2 separate regions of the Homo sapiens genome follow, and region 1 is linked to region 2. Evidence: read pairs that join two places in POLR2A ChIA-PET (ENCODE). Cell type or tissue: Panc1. All regions are shown on one strand. Links, peaks and the distances in the headings refer to the core of each region. The heading gives the core; the rest is flanking DNA.

Region 1 (2,936 bases), core at 207-2,706, 810 kb after region 2:
AAGTCTATTTTGTCTAATATTAGTATAGCCATTCCTGCTCTCTTTTGGTTACTATTTGCATGAAATATCTTTTTCTGTCCTTGTACTTTCAATCTGTTTGTGTCTTTAGATCTAAAGTCAGTCTTTTGTAGGCAACATATAGTTGGATCAGGTTTTTTGTTTATCCATTCTGCCAATCACTGTCTTTTGATTGGGGCACTTAATTAACATTTAAAGTAACTACTGATGAGAAGGGACTTAATTCTGTCATTCTGTTATTCGTTTTCTAGATGCCTTAGAGTTGTATTGTTCCTCATTTTTCTATACTACTATCTTATTTTGTGTTACTTGATTTTCCATAGTGAAACATTTAAATTCCTTTCTCATTTTCTTTGGTACATTTTCTTTCTATACTACAACTACAGTAGTCCTTCCTTTATCCACACAGGATATGTTTCAAGACCCCCAGTAGATGCTGGAAACCAGGGATAGTACTGAACCCTGCATGTACTATGACATTTTTTTTCCTTCAGAATTTCATGGATAAAAGTTTCATTCATACTATAGATCCTAGCAATATAAGCATATGATTCTTCTTCCTTGTTGAGAATTTTCACCTTTTCACTTGAAGCAGTTTACTGCTTTGTTCTCTCCAAATTGCCAGCATCACTACTCTTGCATTTTGGGGCCATTATTAAGTAAAATAAAGATTCCTTGAACACAGGTGCTGTGATACCACAGCAGTCAATTAGATAACCGAGATGGCTACCAAGTGACTGATGGGCAGGTAGCAGATATGGTGTGGGTACACTGGACAAAGAGATGATTCATGTCCCAAGCAGGATGGAGCAGGATGGCACGAGATTTCATCATATTACTTAGAATGGCATGCAATTTAAAACTTAAGAATTGTTTATTTCTGAAATTTTCCATTTAATATTTCCAGACTGTGGTCAATTGTGGATAACTGAAACTACAGAAAGTGAAACCACAGATAAGGGGGGACTACTGTATTTTCTTTGTGGTTACCATGGGGATTACATTTAACATCCTAAAGTTAAAACACTGTAATTTGAATTTATAACAGCTTAACTTCAAAAACATACAAAAATTCTGCTCCTTTACAGCTGCATCTGCATCCCTTTTGATTATTGATGTCACATAATTATGTCTTTATACATTTTGTGCCCAAAAATATAAACTAATAATTATTTTAAGTGTGTTAGTCTTTTAAATTCTGTAGAAAACAAATGTGGCATTACAATCCAAAGTTATAATAATTTAAGCTTTTAGACTAATCATTGTTTTTTAAAGTAGTCTCTTAAATTATGTCACAAAGTAAACTTACAAACTGTTGTTTCAATAATACTAGCTCTTATAATTGCCTTTATTGAGATCCTCATTTCTTCATATGGTTTCAAGTTACTATCTACTGTTCTTTATTTTACTTTGCAGGACACCCTTGGGGCATTTCTTATAGGACAAGTCTAGTGGTAATGAATTCCCTCAGCTTTTGTTTATTTGGGAATGTCATTTTCTCCATCACTTTTGAAGGACAGTTTTTCCAGATACAGGATTCTTGTTTGATTTTTTTTTTTCTTTTAACATTTTAAATATGTTGGCCCACTGCCTCTGGTCTCCAAAATTTCTGATGAGAAATTTGCTGATAATCTCATTAAGGATCCCTTGTAGCTGGATGCATTGGCTCACACCTGAAATCCGAGCACTTTGGGAGGCCAAGGCAGGAGGATTGCTTGAGACCTGGAGTTCAAGATCAGCTTGGGCAACAAAGGAAGACCTTATGTCTTTAATTAAAAAAAAAAAAAAGAATCTATTTTATGTGAGTCACTTCTCTTTTGCTGCTTCAAGATTCTCTTTTTGTCTCTGACTTTTGAGAGTTTGATTATAATGTATCCTGGTGTGGGTTTCTTTATTTTACTTGGAGTTCATTGAACTTCTTGGATGTTCATATTCATGTCTTTCATCACATTTCAGAAGTTTTTAGCCATAGTTTCAGATATTCTTTCCCCTTTTCTCTCTCTTATTCTTCTGGGACTCCCAGTATGCATATAATGGTGTTCCACAGGTCCTTTAGGCTCTCTTCACTTTCCTCAATCTTTTTCCTTTCTGTTCCTCAGACTTGATTATTTCCAGTGTCCTATCTTCAAATTTGCTGATTATTTTTCCTGCTTCCTCAAAACTGTCTTTGAATCCTAAAGTGAATTTTTCATTTTAGTTATTGTACTTTTCAGCTCCAGAGTTTCTTTTTACTTTCACTTTAGGCTTGCTATCTCTTTATTGTTATTCCCATTTTATTCATACATCTCTTTCTTGACCATCTCCATATCTTTATTTAGTTCTTTGAGCATCTTTAAGACAGTTGTTTTAAAGTCTTTATCAGTAGATCTTCCATCAGTTATTTTTCAGGAACAGTTTCTGTTGATTTATTTTTTGGATGTGCCATGCTTTCCTGTTTCTTCGTATGTCTTGTGATTTTTGTTGTTGTTGAAAACTGGACATTTCAATCTAATAATGTGGTTACTCTGGAAATCAGATTCTCCCCCTTCACCAAGGTTTGCTGGGTTTGGTAAATTTTTTTTTAATTATTGTTGTAGGCTGTCTCTGTGCCAAGGATCAGCCTGAGGTATAAATGTGAGGTCTTCTGAGATCTATTCTGAGCCTGTGCCTTTCTCTGATCATGCATGGGCATTCATTTTCAAATTTTCCCGGTGTATGTAATTGATTTTGAATGTCCTAGTCTTTAATATCTGGTTCCAAAAAGAGGAAAAAGACAGAAATGAAGAGTTGATTTTTTTAAAGGAGGCCTTCATCCCTTTAAATGCCCTATAAGTTAGTTCAGCAGAAGAGGAGCTTGCAACAATGGGAAAAGGTGTTGGCCCGGTGTGGTGGTTTATGCCTATAATCCCAGCACTTTGGGAGGCCGAGGCTGGTGGGCC
Region 2 (2,936 bases), core at 159-2,658:
ATTTCATGAAGTTTTTTGACATGGTCCATCATGATATCACTGTGGGCAGAATGGATGAGAGGGATATGATATAAAAATACGGTTATGTTGTTATGCAGCTGGCTGAACAGCCATCTGAAAGAGTGATATTTAATGGTCTGTGTTAACCTGGAAGGAGAACTCTGGGATACCATAGGAATCTGTCTTCACCTTCATTATATATATCAACAAAGAGTTAAAAGAAATATAGCTGGCCTACTAATTAAATTTGTAGATAATATACAGTTGAGGAAGGATGGCTTAAATTATTGGGTGATATAGACAGGAGTCAAAATTATTGGGTGATATAGACAGTCTCAATAAACATAGGAGTGCAGATATCTCTTTGATATAGACAGGAGTCAAAAAAGCTCTAAAAATATCAGGATGATAGGCTTAACCAGCAAGATAAAATTTACTGAGAACAAGTTTATAATATAATATATAATGCTATGTATTACAGAATAGAGGAGAAATGGCTTAGATGTAGGGGTAGGAAAAAAGGCTTAACGTTCCTAAGTTAACAGAAAACTTAATATGGGCAACTTTGTCATGTTTCTTTCAAAAAAATGCATTGTGATCTTAGGAATGTCTAGAACATTAATAGAATGTCTAGAATAAGATTAGTAGTAGTCCCGCTTTATTCTATGCATCGGACTATTTTGTTCTGATTATCGCAGTCTGAGAGTGATAAGCTTCAAGCACATCCAGAAGAAAATGGCTAAAGTTTTTCACATAACAAAGCTACAAAAAGAAGCCTATAAGGAGTCATAATAGCTGTCTCCTGATATTTGATGGGCAACCCTTTGGAAGGAAGGTTAGAATGAGACTGTGAAGCTCCAGAAGGTAAAGTGACAACCAATTGTTACATGAAGATGGATTTTGACTCCATATAAAGAATATTTGTCTGGTCCTTAAAGCTGTCTAAAAAATGAAATAGACTGTGCTGGGAGTTAAGTAGTGAATTTTCCAGGGTGTTGCCAAACTACCTTAAGGGTATGTGGTAATAGAAGAAATTTATTCATCAGAAAGGGGGTAAAACTAGTTGATGTTTAGATTCAGTCTACTCTTTTTGGTGGTGTGTTTCCTACTTGTTTATACCAATTTACTCTCTGTCGTTTGGCTAAGAGGCAGAGAATGTCTTTGACCATAAATTGATAAACAGGATTCATCTGTATATGTTATTATCAAAACATGCCTGTTACTTTTCCAAGAAGCTTTATTCTTATCTACTCCTAAAATATCTTTATGAAGTTAAAAGGACTTAACATAAGTATTTAGAAGGAAAAATGTTTTTTTTTTCTAGGAAGCATTATTTATATTTGGCACTTTTTTATTAGTGTCAAAAACAAGGTGATCACACTGCAGCTATAAGAAGATAGTGCTATGAAATGAATATGTGCAGATACATCAGAGTAACCAGGTTCATTGGTTTGTTCACTCATTTGTTTTTTACTCATTCATTAATTTATAAATATTTTTTCGGATACCTGGTAAGTGCTGGTCGCTCTGCTAGGTACTAGGAAGTTGATATATACTATAGTTTCTCTGACCATTTACCTAAAAATCTGTTAATAGGCTCCATTTCTTCTAATCATCCAAGAAACATTTTTTTAATTTTTAATTTTTGTTGGTACATAGTAGTTCTGTATATTTATAGAGTACATGAGATATTTTGATACAGATACACAATGTGTAATAATCACATCAGGGTAATCATGCTTGAGGGTATGGATACCCCATCTTTTAGTTATTTTAAAATGTACAAAAAATTATTGTAAACTATACTCACCCTGTTGTGCTATTTAGCCCTATATTTTATTAATTCTATCTAATTATATTTTTGTAGCCACTAACTATCCCACCCTCCCTCCATCCCGCTACACTCCCCAGCCTCTGGTCACCATCATTCTACTCTCTATTTCCATGAGTTCAATTATTTTAATTTTTAGCTCCCACAAACAACTGATAACATGCGAAGTTTGTATTTCTGCGTCTGGCTTACTTCACTTAACATAATGACCACCAGTTCCATTTATGTTGTCACAAATGACAGGATCTCATTCTTTTTTATGGCTGAATATTACTCCGTTTTGTGTATATACCACATTTTCTTTGTCCATTCATGTGTTGATGGACACTTAGGGTGCTTCCAAATCTCGGCTGTTGTGACTAGGTCTCCAATAAATATGGGAGTGCAGATATCTCTTTGATTTACTGATGTCCTTTTTGTGGATGTATACCTAGCAGTGGGATTGCCAGATCATATTGTAACTCTATTTTTAGTGGTTTTAGGACCCTCCAAACTGTTCTCCATAGTGGTGGTAATAATTTACATTCTGTCAACAGTGTATGAGGGTTCTCTAGTAAACAATTATTACTTTGTTTTTTGTGATGTAACCTCTAAAGACAAGTATAAAAGAAACACTGGAAAATACTGATTTTTAACGCTGTATGCTAGCTATTCTAACAACTATATGTTAATAACTTAATATATAACTGTTAGTATATATAATAACAGCTGTATTATAACTATTAGGTATCCATAAAAATATCATGCCTTTATGTACTTTAATATTAATATTGCTTTGAAACTGAATGCTGAGGTAGAATTTGTTTTTTCAGGTTTCTGTTTACTGTTAAGAGTTTTCTATATTTTCTTCCTTTTCCTTTTTTGGACTGTTGTTAATTTCCATATTGCTTTTTGAAAGGAGAAATAAGATATTGTTAAGGGGCCCAAAAATATACACTAACCACTGTTTTTTTCAAGAAAAAAAAGCCATTTTTTTCTCTTAGATAAATATTTTTTAGCTGGTTTTAATTTTAATGTGCATCATTGCTAGGTAGGCAAGAATGATCTTGAAAAAGAAAGCTTTTGTAATATTAAGCCAACAAAGACATTGCCTGCAGGATAAATG

Evidence for each region. ChIA-PET counts read pairs that join two places held together with the same protein. Peaks named below come from ENCODE experiments on the same cell type or tissue, not always from the same donor. Only the 100,000 strongest peaks of a DNase experiment are listed, where the experiment ranks them.
Region 1: POLR2A ChIA-PET joins it to region 2 with 5 read pairs; 3 of 35 experiments call an interaction of 5 or more read pairs at or near these places.

What each region holds. Positions count from the first base shown.
Region 1 is chr14:68,799,716-68,802,651 of GRCh38, forward strand. No RefSeq gene overlaps it. Among named protein-coding and RNA genes, the nearest start is that of ZFP36L1, 8.1 kb to the left of the region's middle. In Panc1, for the core only: no CTCF peak of the experiment used is centred there; no DNase peak of the experiment used is centred there; H3K27ac peaks cover 416 bases.
Region 2 is chr14:67,991,446-67,994,381 of GRCh38, forward strand. All of the region lies in intron 7 of RAD51B (RAD51 paralog B), which reads left to right. Among named protein-coding and RNA genes, the nearest start is that of RAD51B, 170 kb to the left of the region's middle. In Panc1, for the core only: no CTCF peak of the experiment used is centred there; no DNase peak of the experiment used is centred there.